Linked DNA regions of Homo sapiens: region 2 is linked to region 1. The links are chromatin contacts, found by Hi-C or POLR2A ChIA-PET in ENCODE. All regions are on one chromosome and are shown on one strand. Each heading gives the region's core, a stretch centred on a gene start or an enhancer-like site at or near the end of the contact. The rest is flanking DNA. Distances are from core to core; before and after follow the strand shown. Region 1 has its middle 180 kb from the start of LINC02871. Region 2 has its middle 110 kb from the start of LINC02871.

Region 1 (7,035 bases), core at 3,221-5,720:
TATGAAGTGTTAAATAACTCATAAGATAGAAATTGTAGAGAAAGATGCAACTCAAAAGATAGAAAACAAAGTTTGATTTTACCATAAAGACAATTGTCAAAACTGAGAAATGTGAACACTGGTTTTGGGAACTTTAGCCTTGAGGAGAAAAAAGAGAAATAAATTAAACTCAGAGCCTTCTAAGGCTGAGGAATCATCAACTTCAGTTAGGCGTTAAAGGATTGTACCATCAGAACAAAAGTGAAGAAGAAATAAGGTGGAACTTAGATGGATTTGCCAACAAATTTGCAATTCCTTGGTGCCTCTTTAGAAAAAAAGAAAACACACACACACACACACACACACACACACACACAGAGTTAATTTTAATTTAGAGTAGTATCAGCATTGGTAGTAACAATGAGTAGATGAAAGAAATAATACTCATTTTGACTAAAGAAGGATAACATTGTCATAGCCTTAAAATACTTCTAAAAAATAATTTTCAAATAAAATGAGAAACACAACGTCAAATAATTCCAAGTACCCACGGAAACAAGGAACTGTGAGCAAGAACCAGCAGAAAACTGAAAATAAAAATGAAGAGTGAAAGAAAAGAAAACAAATTCCAAGATTGTCACATTCTAGAATTAGTAGACACATTATAGAACAATCTGTTTGCTAGATTTAAAGATTTAAAGCCACATTTGAAAATGTTTACAGAGAATAGAAAAGTTTAAGTGATCTAGCATATTTTTCAAAGTAATATTTCTATCCCATTGGTTACTCCTTTTAAAAATTAAAAAGTGTTATTTCTAGAAATAAAAAATATAATAATTAAAAGTTTAAAGTATAAGTTTAAATGCATATTAGATACAATCCAAGAAAGAATTAGAACTGCAAGAAACGTTAGAATAAATTATTTAGGATGTTGCATGGAGAGACAGTGGATGGAATACAGAAGGTCAAGAGGCAAAAAGGATAGATTGAGAAGAACGAATATACCCTTAATTTGATTCCATAAAGGAGAGAATAAAAGTATAATGGAGAGATAATATTTGAATAGAAAATAAATAAAAATTTTCTAGAACTGATTAAGGACAGAATCTAGAGATTTTAAAAAAAGCTAATAAATCTCTAAAAGGGTAAATAGAAAGACATTTACACCTAATCATTCTATCATGAAACTGCAGAATTCTAATGAAGAAGAAAAATCCTGAAAATAGACAAAAGAAAAACAGATTATCTTTAAAGAAATGACTGACAGCTAACTTAATAGCAACAGTGAATGCCAATAGCAATGGAATGGTGACTTTAATGTGCTGAAGAAGGTAAATGTCATCCTGAAAATCTATATCCCGTGAAAGTTACCTTCCATGTGAAGAAGAAATTTAGATTATTTTCAGGCAAACAAAAAGCGAGAGGATTTGCCACCAGCAAACCTACACTAAAAGAAATAGTAAAGAATGTTCTTGAGGCAGAATCAAGTTGAATCCAGAGAGAAGATCCAAAGTGAACAGGGAATGAAGAAGAGAGAACAAAGTGAATATGTGGGTAAGTCTAATAAAATGTACAAAATAACAATAATTAAACATGATAATAAGGTATTAAAGATTAAGACAGAATTTAAATCCAAAACAACATTAACAGATTTACTTGAATGTGATAAAAATGAGTTGAAATGTTCTAAGGACCTTGTCTTTTCTAAGGGAAAATTGAAGTATTGATTAATTTTCTACTTTGATGTATACTAATGTTTTAACTTGTATGATTTTCAAATTAATATTTAAAAATTAGAATAAAAACATTCAAACTGAAATATTACAAGAGGGAAAGGAAATACAATAGAATAGTTAGAGAAAAATAAAAATCAAGAGGGTATATTTTAAACACAAACGTGTTAGTAATCATTGAAATGCAAATAGACTGATTTAAATGCAAATAGACTGAATAATTAAAAGTAAAGAATATTAGCTTGGATTAAGGAAAATTCCTGTGAAATCCGGTACATCCATAATCACTGGAAGTGGGGAATTCATGTTCTAGTTTATGAGGGTGGTGTTCCCTGAAGTTGTGTAGTATACATCCTATGTGTCCCTGGAGCTAACAATAAAAATAAAACAGAAGTAGAAGCTTGGACAAATATGTATTATTTGAGTGTAAAACAAAGGAAAGGTAGTGTTGCAATAGTAATACTAAACATAATAGATTTAAGGCAAAAGGTATAGTCACTTTATAATGATAACAACTTCAACTCACAAGAAGATGTAATGATTTTACATATCCATGCACCTAATGATAGAGATTCACAGCATATAAATCAAAAATTGATGGAACCACAAGAAGACGTGGACAATAAGAGAATCAAAAGAATATATAGGCAAAACTACACTCATATAAGAAACTTTTAACACATCTGTTTCAGGAATTGAAAGAACAAATGAATCAAAAATAACCACTCAGAATTTTAGCATATTATCTTGCTCAGTAGTTAATAGAATTGCAAGGAAAAATCAATACAGTAAAAAAGAGGCTGAAATGCACAAACTAGGTATTTGTATTAGTCTGTTCTTGCACTGCTATAAAGAAATACCAGGAACTGGGTAATTTATAAGCAAAGAGGTTTAATTGGCTCACAGTTCTACAGGTTGTACAGGAAGCATAGCACAGCATCTGCTTTTGGGGAGGCCTTAGGAAGCTTACAATCATGGTGGAAGGCGGTGGGGGAGCAGGTGTCTTACATGATAGGAGGAGGAGCAAGAGAAGTCGGAGCCACCACACACTTAAATGACCAGATCTCAGGAGATCTCATTATCACGAGGACAGCACCAAGTCATGTGGGTCCCACTCCCATGATCCAGTCACCTCCCACCAGGCCCCTCCTCCAACATTGGGGATTACAATTCAACATGAAATGTGGGGGAGGACAAATATTCAAATGATATCTGCATTCATTACAAGGAGTTACTAAACTTTCACAAAGTAGAATAAAGTAGTTCAAATGATAAAAATAGGGCAGAGAAGATAAACATTGCCAAAATTTGGTTCATTGAAAACACAAAATTTTAAAACATCTAGAAAATTAATTTTAAGAAAAGGAAAAAAAAGAAAGCCCAAATAATCAAAATCAGGAAGACAAGGAGGCCATCACACACATAATGCAGACATTGTTAAGATATTACGAACACTCTTGCAAATAAAATGGAAATTTCAGAAAAAACTTGAAAACAATCTTAGAAAAATATAACGTGACTCATCTTACTACTTTTATATACACTTAATGGGAACCTACAGTGGTTTAAATTTTAGAAACAATTGTAAAAGGCCTTAAATATATTCATATACTTTTACTTCGTAGTCTCAATTCTCGGTAAGTTTGCAAAGGAATTATGCCTAAATGCAAACAATAACAACAGCGACCTTGACATACAAACACATTCCACATAGTTACTTACTCAAAAAAGAAAACTGGGCCAAATCAAGTGTGAAACTATTGATGAACAGCTAAAAAAATGGAGACAAGTGGGCCAAAACATCGTTTTTTTTTAATCCACTTTTTTGAAAAATGAGAAATCTATTTTTATTTCATTTTGTTTATATTTGGGCATATACTATAAATGTCCAGCAACAAAGACATTAATTAAATAAGTGATAGAAATATACTATGAAATACAATGAAATCTTTAGAGATGATTGTGTAAAAGTCTTTTTATATTTTGGGGACTCTAGCCCATTTGCATAAATTATCTTAATCCTATAAGAGGAAAATACAGAACCAGTAGGGAAAAAAGAACAAGATCATGGCAAGCTGAAAAGGCACAAAACTTCACTAAATCAAGTCAGGATTCAAAGAGAAAATCTAGCTTTATAGGGAAGCAGTATTAATAATAGTAAAACCCCAATAGTCCATTGTAATGCTTGAGACAAGGCCTCACATTTCAGCAGGTAGAATTATTACCACCCTGGGGACTCACGACCACAAGTCCATCTGTGATCAAAGCAACTCAGTTCCAAGTTTCACTGGATTTGGTGGTGATGTTCCTGATAGGCCTTATTTATCAGTTCTATGGTGACCATTAAAAAAAAAAAAACTCTCACACACACAACAGAATATTTTAAAAATTGAAGTTCATTTTATAATCAATAAGCACACTTAATGCAATGCTATTTTTCATTATTACTAGGTTGATAGTTTATCTTAAAGTTTAAGGCATCTTATTGTCAAGGAACCATAGTGTTTCCAGGGTTCTTCAGACTAGCTCAGGAACTGTGCCTATGGGTGACACCTGGCATTAGAGTTAGCACAGAGGACTTAAAAGCATTGGAAGGGAAAGGAGACCAGAAGTGAAACTGTAGATCATAACACAATCGAGTTATTAACAAAGATTACTTCCAGGTCTCAAAAGCTTGTGCTCTACTATGAGAGACAGGCTAAGAACAGTGACAAACCCTAGAATATCCTCCAGCAAATACTAGGAAGTTGGTTCGTAAGATCACTTTCCCAACTGCTACGCCCTCTGTTGGTAGGCACAGTTGATGAGTCTGACCTCACACAGAGTTTTGCTTCTGTCTTTCAAAGTCTGCAGGTTGGAAGGTGTAAAGCTGTGGAGTTTCACTGCCAAGTTCTGTGGCACAGGCTGTATACTCTAAGAATTTAAAGGCGAGATATTGAAAAGGACTAAGGAAGGATTAATGAGTTAGAGTTGGGGCTTAAAGAATTTCAATAGGTAAAAAGAGGGCTTTTCCAGGGCTAATAAACATGGAACTTGAGAGGGGAAGAAGGAAGGTGCATTTTTGGCATAGTGTTTCTTCTGGAGCATTTCCTTATTCAGCTCTGGAAGTTCTTTGGCTAAACTGGAATTGCAAAGGCAAGAATCTACTTGGAAATAACTGGAATGTGACAATATATTTCTCTCTGCTTCTCCCTCCTGACACAGAATTGGAGCCTAAGCCTCTTTGAGACTTTTCAGTCAAAGCTGGATTTTCATGCTAACGTATCTTAACCATACAGGCCCATTCCACATCTTGCAAATCTTGTGCCAGAAAAGGATTTCCACTGCCTTGCAAAGCTGTCCTGGCACAAACAGACCTCTGCGGGCATAGAACAGAATGAGCACAGAAAGACTACACAGCTTCCTGTGCTTGACAGGGTAGGAAGGAGGCTCTGCGCTATTCCCCTCGGGGGAAGAATCCCACACACTAAGTATAATTTCCAGGCAAGTTGAGTAATGGGGCAAAATTAAATTGGACTCTCCTTCTGTCTTAAACCTAATTAATCTTCCTCTACCATGCACTTACTCCACTAAAATATGGCATTAAAATTCCAGCACTTTAGTTAGCACTTTCCAGCAGCTTTCTATAAGGAGTAGTAACCTGATCTACTAGTTCATGAAATCCTAATATGGAATAATTTAGAAAAGTGAAAGGGTTGGTTCTCAGCAAATAAATAAGATATTGACTTAGGAATTTTAGATCCCAACAGTAGAAAAGCAGTGCCCCAGAGATATAAGTATTGTTATTATTATTACTTTGTTGTGTGATCTTGAGTCTAAGAAATCTATCATGTTAGTTGTTAGTGTAATTACATGCTTTGTGAGCATACTCCTTGCTAAGGATTTGTGGAAACAGAACTCCCTAATCTATAACTGTTAGTAACTCATATTTATTTTGAATTTGTTCTGGCTTCTGTTTTTCACATATTTAAGTGTCAGATTTGCTGTTGTGTGCTAGGAAAAAAAATGTTTACTTCAAAATCAACCATATTTTGATTTCAATGTACATCACAGCTTCAGGGTAGAAGTGCCCAGGATTGAGATGGTTGAACAAGGGTATATTTTCCACCTGCCTTAAAACTTAATTACAACTAGAATCTTTTCTTCCCCCTTAAGTGAGTAAATCCCAGACCAAACCTCTCATGTATTTACTTGTTTTGTCCATGCTAAGACTACAAAAAGAGAAAACATATTCTGGCAACAGTTATCCTAAGAGAGAAAAATTGCAAAATACCTAACATGTTGAAACATTTAGAAATATACCACAAATATTCATGTTTATGGGTTGTTTATATGTGCATTTACATATATATGCATATATTATTATGATAGCTTAATAGGAAAGATTCCTGCATATTATAAAACTTAGATTTATCACCAACTCTAGTTTTATGACATTGACTAGAAAGGAAGGACCAGAAATAATGGTTCTCTTTAGCTTTAGATTGGGTGATTTTTACCATTTATGTATATTTTATTTGATTGGCATAATATAGTGGAGCACATGAGCAGGTCATGTACATAATTCTCTTTTTTTTCCCTGAAGGCCAAGCATATAAGAACATAAGAGTGAAGTTCTAAAAGATTTTGTAGATAAATGATTGCAATAAGATGACTATCGATATTTAGGTATGTTTTAAAAGGACAGAAACTTAATTTGTTGTTTCTTATTGTATTGTTTCTTTAATATTTACTTAATTGCTTTCATTATTAAATACCTATAATTAATTGATTGCATGAAGAAAGCAAGAAATAAGTGAATAAAAAATATGTCTATACCAAATGACATATATAAAGTATAAAACAATGATCAGTTAGATCATAAATATTTTAGCTTCTGCAGTTCATACAGTCTCTGTTGCAACTAGTCAACTCTACCATTTTAGAGCAAAAACAGGTATGGATAAAGTATAAACAAGTGAGTGTGGCTGTATTCCAATAAAATATTGTTTACTAAAATAGTCTACAGGCTGAATTTATCCCATGGGTCATGCTTTGTCAAGAGCTGATTTAAGGCATCAAGGGCAGCCCTTTATTCTCAAAATAAATAATTAGCTTATAGGTATTTTAATAATTTGCAAGACTTCATGAAAGGATCGGCTCAGAGGAAACACAATTCACCCAAACTTTCTACTGACAAGTCATCAGTATATAGATGGTGTACAGGACCAAGCAGGCCTTTAGACTTTCTCTCCTCCCTGCCACTAAATTCCTTTTGGCCTTGCTGTATTTTATGAGTTATTCTTGTTTCCAGCCTAATACGAGGAAAATGGGTAGATGGCAT
Region 2 (7,035 bases), core at 1,462-3,961, 290 kb before region 1:
AAATGCATAGCCTAAAATCATACAGCCCATGACCCAATAATTCTACTTCTGAATATATATACAACATAATTAAGAATAGGGTCTCAGGGAGATATTTGTACACTCATGTTCATAGCAGCATTATTCACGACAGCCGAAATGTGGAAGCAACCTAAATGCCCATCAATAGATGAATAGATTGACAAAATATAGTGTATGAAAACAATGGAATATTACGCAGCCTTAAAAAGGAAGAAAATTCTGACATATGCTACAACACAGATAAAACTTGAGGACATGATGCTAAGTGAAATAAGCCAGTCACAAAAGGTCAAATACTACATGATTCTCCTTATATGAGAAACCTATAGTAGTCAAACTCATGGAGACAGAAAATAGAATAGTGGTTGCCAGGGACTGGAGAGAGGAAAAATAGGGGGTTGTTTAATGGATATAGAGTTTTAATTTTGTAGATAAAAAGAGTTCTAGAGATGGAAGGTGGTGATGGTTGCACAAAAATGTGAGTGTAATTAATACCACTGAACTATACGGTTAAAAATAGTTAAGATGGTAAATTTTGGGTTACGTGTATTTTGCTGCAATTTTAAAAAGTCACACAGCTAACGCATGACAAGAGTGATGGAACCTGATGTGGTCTGAATGTTTGTGTCCCTCCAAAATTAAATGTTGAAACCAATCACCAATGTGATAGTATTTGGAGGTGGGGCTTTTCGGAAGTGGTTAGGTCATGAGGGCAGAGCCCTCATGAATGGGATTAATGCCCTCTTTGTCCCTTCCACTGTGTGAGGACACAGCAAGAAAGCACCATCTATGAGTCAGAAAGTGGGCCCTCACCAGGCACGAAATCTGCTGACGCCTTGATCTTGGGCTTCCCAGTCTTCAGAAGTCTGAGCAACACATCTCTGTTGTTTATAAGCTACCCAGTTTATGTTATTTCCTCGCAGTGGCCTAAACAGACCAAGACAGAACCCAAACCCATGTCTTCTGGATTTCAAGATCAAAATTATATTTTTTACAGCCATGTACAATTTTGGATACTGTGAGGCAGGTTTCTCCCTAGCTTACTTGTTATAGAGGAAGATCATGAATTTGATTACTTAATACTATGACTTCAGAGATTTAGGGATAGCTCTGCCACTCATGAAAAGAAGCTTCTTAATTTGCTTGATGTTGCCTGATGTTTCACTAAGTTAGTGATTCTCATTCTTGGCAGCACATTGGAATCACCAGAGAAGATTTAAGAAATACTGATGCCTAGGTTCTGCCTCTCCCAACCCCAGGCATTCTGATGTAATCTAACTGGGGTGTGAACTGGGCATTGGGATTCTTAAAAGCCCCATGCCCAAATGCAGCCAAGAATGGCTTCTCTATTAGGAGGCAGATGTCTGGATTCCTTACAGAACAGGGTACCTCTGTGCAACAGAACTCTAAACGTTTCTCAGATCACAAGCACTAAGCCAAATTGTGGTCATAGGCAACTTATGCTCAGCTCCAGAGGAAAGTTTACCAGCTCCTTTCCCAAACTTTCGAGAGGGAGGAGGAGTTAACATAAAATGTGTTAACATAACGTGTCTTTAAAGTAAGAACCTGAAGTTTGGCTGCTGGGATTGGAATTCTGACTGCATCACCTGCTATCCATGTGACTTCAGCCTAATTGCTTAACCTCTCTGAATCCCCAAATGGACATGATATGGTTTCTTGCCCACAGAATTACTTGAGAAACAGATAATTCCTCTAAAGCACAATATCTAACAGAGGCTGAAAACTTAGTTTTACTACTTATTATAAAGAACTCATATTCTTGATGTCTGGTATTATTTTTTTCCACTATTTCATGATGAGACAAATTTCTCTTACATGATATTTAGGTCTATTCTGCATGGCATGTGCTGCCCTGTGTTTCTGAAGATCAAGGGGAGAGGAGGGAAAAATGCAGGGAGAGAGATTGGTAAAGGGAGGGGTGTGTGTGTGTGTGTGTGTGTGTGTGTGTATGAAAATGGAGAAAATAGAGCAAGAGAGAATGGTCAGATTACCAAAGGCATTTACTAAAAGATGGCAACTGGAGAAAATTTTGTGACCTCTGAACTTGATACCAGACGGAAATGGAAGCTTCAAGAAGAGACCAGGAAGCGAAGATCTGAAGCATCCTTAGAAGGGAGAGGGCTGCCATCCAGGGATGGAAAGAACCTTGGCAAAAGAGGTGGAGAGAAGAAGAAAGAATGAGCCTTGGAATCAACCAGGAGGAAAGAAAATTCAGAGAAACACCGTGAAGGCCAACACTTCAAAGATTTATGTTTTTATGCTGCTACATGAAAAGTTAAACTTGGAAGAAAAGAATGTTCTGAATCATTTCTGCAAAGGAAAAAGCCATCTTGGAACTGTACATAGGAGCTAAAGCAAATGGAGGCTGTGTGATGATGAATCCAAATTCACCACATCTTCTTCCAGACTTGAGGGCTGCCTGGGCCCCTGTGCCTACCACTCCCCGCAACCCATGCTAATGTCATACCCTTTGCAGTGGGGAGGAAAGACTGCCTTGACCCAGTTGCAGAGAGCTCAGAGGAGGGAGGCACCTGCCCAAGGGAATGAGCTCAGATCCTCTGATAATGGTGCAGCTGGAGGCCTGGCGGAGGTCCATGAGGGTCACCATCAAGGGCTTTTGTCGTGCTGAAGGGTGTGTTGTCCAAGCACCTCGGGTGGGTGCTGAGAATATTCATAACTCATTCCCGATTGTGTTCATTCCATTTGCTGACTAATTATTTTGAGACTTAGTCAGAGGGAAGGGTTTTGGCTGTTCCCTTCTGTGCACAAAACATGAGCCTCCACTCTCACTAGCTGGGAGAGTCAGCCCTTTTCTCCATCATCAGGCAGGTTTACAAATCTCTGCTGTAAGACTGGCCACCCCTCTGTCCAACCTTCCACTCCCTCAAAGTTCCTTGGTGCCCTTGCTAGAATAGGCCTGAGTGCACAGTGTGCAGAGATCTCTAGGGATTCTTCCATCCTCTTCTCTCCCTTCTCAGCATGGCACCCCATACAGGGGTAAGAAAGGGAGTTCGGGCTCCTTCAGTTTCCATCCTATCCAACAACTTGGTGGCTCCCAATTAGATTAGCTCAGAGAAAAGAAAACCTCCAAGGAGTTCCCACAAGCCAAGGGCTGGGCCCCGTCCCTGGTGCCACTGGGTCACCTAGCCTGCACTTTTTTTGAGTGTGTGTGTGTGTGTGTTTAATATGACAGTTCAGGCTTGAAAACCAGTACGTTTGGAAATATAAACTAGATGAAAACAAGCTATAATGAAAGTGAAAAAAAAAGATATCAGTTTACTGTTGATTGAAAATCAGGACCAGATGAGATTGGGAGGCTCCGGGCATTTAATTTGCTAGAGGAGGTCACTTCTTGGAGAAAACCAGGCCCAGGCTACATTGGCTTCCCATCAGCAATATTGTGTTTGTTTATTTGTGCCCTTCCCTGGTTTGTGGAGGGAAATAATGAGCCAGCTGGTTTTCAGTTCTTTCTGCCTTTCTATATCATGGAGTGTTTCATTTCATTTCATTCTGTTTGGAAAGGTGGGTGGATAGGAAAGAACATCAGCATGACTAGTAACCCAAGAGTCCAGTTTGTTTCCTAAAAAGCATGGGATGCTCGAGAGGGAAAGAGAGGTGTCAGGAAGCAGGAAGGATGCTCAAGCATCAGTCAAGCGAATTAACAAATCCATTACCTCAGGTTGCCTTTTTCTTTTTGTGGTAACAACATAAAATCTACTATAAAATCTACCCCTTTAGCAAGTTTTCAGTGTATAATACAATATTATTAACTATAGTCCTCAAGGACAAAGAAATTTTGGTATGTATATGCAATGGAATATTATTAGACCTTAAGAAAGAATATCCTGCCATTTGCAACAATATGGATGAAGCTGGTGGACATTATTTATATGTTCTTTTTAGCATCAGCACAAAAACACTATCACATAACACAATTAATATTAATTCTTTAGCATCATCGAATATGCAGTTGGTGTTCAGTTTTCCTTGATTGTCTCAAAAATGTCTTTTACAGTTGGCTTTCCAATCAGAATCCAAATAAAGTCCATATATCTTTAATTTTCTATAAAGACATTTAATATTTTTATTACTTAATTTGTTTATTGTTTTGTTAATTAGTTTGTTAATCATCTGTATGCACCCTTTAAAGCCCCATGAAAATGGAAGTTACCTGAGTGCTACCCAGTCTCTGTCAATTTCGTACATCAGAGTCTCCCAGCACCTGGTGTAGCACTCAGGTGCTAGATCCTCGGTAAGTATCTACTGAAAGAATAAATAATGAATGAAAGGACAAATATGTTTGTATATCACTTGTGTATATTTAAAACCTCCCTTTTGGGCCCCATAATGCATAGGACTCCTGACTTGATTCTTTTCTTCTTGCTCAAGAAAAATGAAAAAAATGTGAAAACTGAGCTAAAAGTTATGAAATTATCTTGAAGTAGTCCTCAGAAAACTATGCTAACTAGTAACATGTTCTAACAAGACTGAGTGATAAATATACAAAGACAACCTTTTTTTTGTTAGGTGAATTAAAAAAGGTTGAATCAGCTTTATTTAGAGTAATTTATGAAGTAAAAGCAGACTAAAAATGTGTTTACTTTTAAAATCTCTAATTCTATCAGCACCTATCAAAAGAATTTCAGATTCTTTTGAGCAGGACTTCAATTTAATTCATATAAAATTATGTAACGGGAATGTTTTTATCCATTGTCACAAATATTACAGGAGTTATAATTCAATCTTTTAATGAATTACTACTTTGAAATAGCAGGTAGCTGAAAAGACAATCTGTAGGGATATGAGGAAGTGTCCATGAAATTTCAAGGTTACATATCCTACTATCATTCCAGAAATAGTATGCTTGCAGTTTATTTTTTGTAAATTCAAGAAAATCTTACAAAATTCTTATGAGACTGAGTGATTCAAAACCTCTTTCCTTTCAGGCTCATGCAAAATTCTCACAGGTGATCTAAAAATGCAAATTTTGATTCATGGGACAAGTAGAATCCTTCAGATCTTGTAGTTGGCTTGAGTGCTAGCATATGGCCTATAGTATTAAGGCGAAATGGAGAAAAAAGCGTGAAAAGACAAAAGACAATTTATGCGAGCCTCAGGACGAAACTTGGAAAAAAACTCAGTTTCTACCTTCTTAATTCAAACAGCCATTAAAAGACTAATGACTACATAATATAGCATTAAAATATCCATGCACAAACACACACATTTTTCATTATTTTACCCACATTATGCATGTGACCTCTGTACATAAAATATAAAAGAATGTCAGAAATAGCAAAGTTGCCAAGGTTACACAGAGACTGCTATTTTAGATGATCTAAAAAATTTTAATGATCGCACACATAGATCTGAGAGATGCAGAGGCACACAGCTGTAGCCTTAGAACCCAGCTTTATTTACCATCTGTCTGTTAGCACCATGAATCTTGGCTGAGAGCTGCTCTGCAGATCTGAGAATTCTGTCTTCTTTTCCAAGCACTCTGGGCTGAGTTTTTCAGGGGATTAATGGAACCTAGAAGTAATGTTTCCCTGCTCCCAAACTTGGGGCAAAACAAGGGCAGGTTATTAACTTCAAGGCAGGTTATTAACTTAGTTATGGGCTCTTCATATGCTTTTGCTTGTAACTGTGTGGCAGACTAGACATTTAGTCACTTACCTTCTGTAAGGGAAGTCACTTAATGTAGATGCTCAAGGAATCCCACGTCCAAATACGGTCATTGCTGAATTTGATGGGAGAAAAAAAGGACTGTATTTTTGCTGGCTAATGCGGCATTTCTGGATGTTCATTAAGCTGTTAAAAAATGTGAAATGATGACTCACTGTGAAGCCTTCCCAACCCCCTTCCCTGCTCCAATTTGCCTGCGGCTTGAAGGAATGTATACTGACTTGAGTTAAAGAAGAAACTTGTGGTTTCCATTATAGTCTGTAAACATCGATTGCTGAAAGCCTCAAGTGTGCTATCATCTCCTGCCACACACATGCTTTATATACAGTTCATCTTGGAAAACAGATTGGGAGAGCACCGTGTTTACAACTCCAGAGTAACCCAACTAATGGGGGGCTGGTCTGCCTGGGGGTCTCGAGACCATCACTGTTAACAGTGGAGGTCCCCTCTGATGTCTTTTAAGCCAAAGTATCAAGAGAGAAGCCAAAGACAAGCCTCATTAAAGAAAGATCTTCCTGGTACCCACAGTGGTTCTTTGCTGCTTTATCATCAGCAAAAGAGACATAAAAAAATCTTTGCTTCTCTTTTAGGTTGTATCCTTAGGCCTTATTCTTGATGTCATTGAAAAGTTGGTTTATCTATTATTTCCAAGGCCACTGGCAATGCTATCATTTTTGATTAATGATTAGTTTATGGCTAAGTAGTATTCCATGGTTAGGTGATGGTTATATTGAAAGCCCAGATTTCAGCACTATGTAATATAGCCATGTAACAAAATTGCATTTGTACCCCCTAAATCTATTTTTAAAAAGTTTAATTTAATTATGCAGGAGTGGCAGCAGAATGCAAACCATCCAGGGAATTATTCTGGTAGTGCCTGATGGATTTAAATAATACCAAGAGAAAGACTGCAGAGGGTATCCTGAGATTTGCATGACATCCTGACCAGGGTTGATAAGAAGAGCTAAATGGATAAGTTTCTTCTGGAAGGAGATATCATGGATGTGGTATGGGTAGAAAAAGTACAAGATGCAGCATCAGAGGATTCGAATGTGCCTTCTGGCTTTGACATTCAGTGGCTTTGTGACCTAGGGCACTGCTTCTTAGACATTAACATGGGTACATATCACCTGGGGGGTTTGTTAAATGCAGATTCTGATTCAGTAGGTGTGGGTGGGGCCTAAGGCTGCCCACCCTGGTCATCTTGCACCTGGCTGTGAGAAATAGAGAACCTGGCAAGGCTCCTAACCCACGTAAGTCTCAGTTTCTTCTTTAATAACACGGGGTTTAGAATGATGCCAACCTTCC

The links. Hi-C counts contacts between places; a loop is a spot of excess contacts on that map. ChIA-PET counts read pairs that join two places held with the same protein, here RNA polymerase II (POLR2A). Pooled maps may share reads with other maps.
Region 2: a map of ascending aorta shows a loop between it and region 1 (2.7-fold over the local background). The contact joins two enhancer-like sites. A Hi-C loop is called at or near these places in 5 of 168 maps with a recorded cell type or tissue (IMR-90, ascending aorta, chondrocyte and 2 more) and 7 of 50 pooled maps. POLR2A ChIA-PET finds 5 or more read pairs at or near these places in 1 of 52 experiments (Panc1).

Annotation. Positions count from the first base shown.
Region 1 is chr20:11,200,846-11,207,880 of GRCh38, forward strand. No RefSeq gene overlaps it. Among named protein-coding and RNA genes, the nearest start is that of LINC02871, 180 kb to the left of the region's middle. Within about 2 kb of position 4,471, at least 8 of the 41 ENCODE cell types and tissues checked have a DNase peak (open chromatin) inside an H3K27ac peak, as active enhancers do.
Region 2 is chr20:10,917,225-10,924,259 of GRCh38, forward strand. No RefSeq gene overlaps it. Among named protein-coding and RNA genes, the nearest start is that of LINC02871, 110 kb to the right of the region's middle. Within about 2 kb of position 2,712, at least 4 of the 41 ENCODE cell types and tissues checked have a DNase peak (open chromatin) inside an H3K27ac peak, as active enhancers do.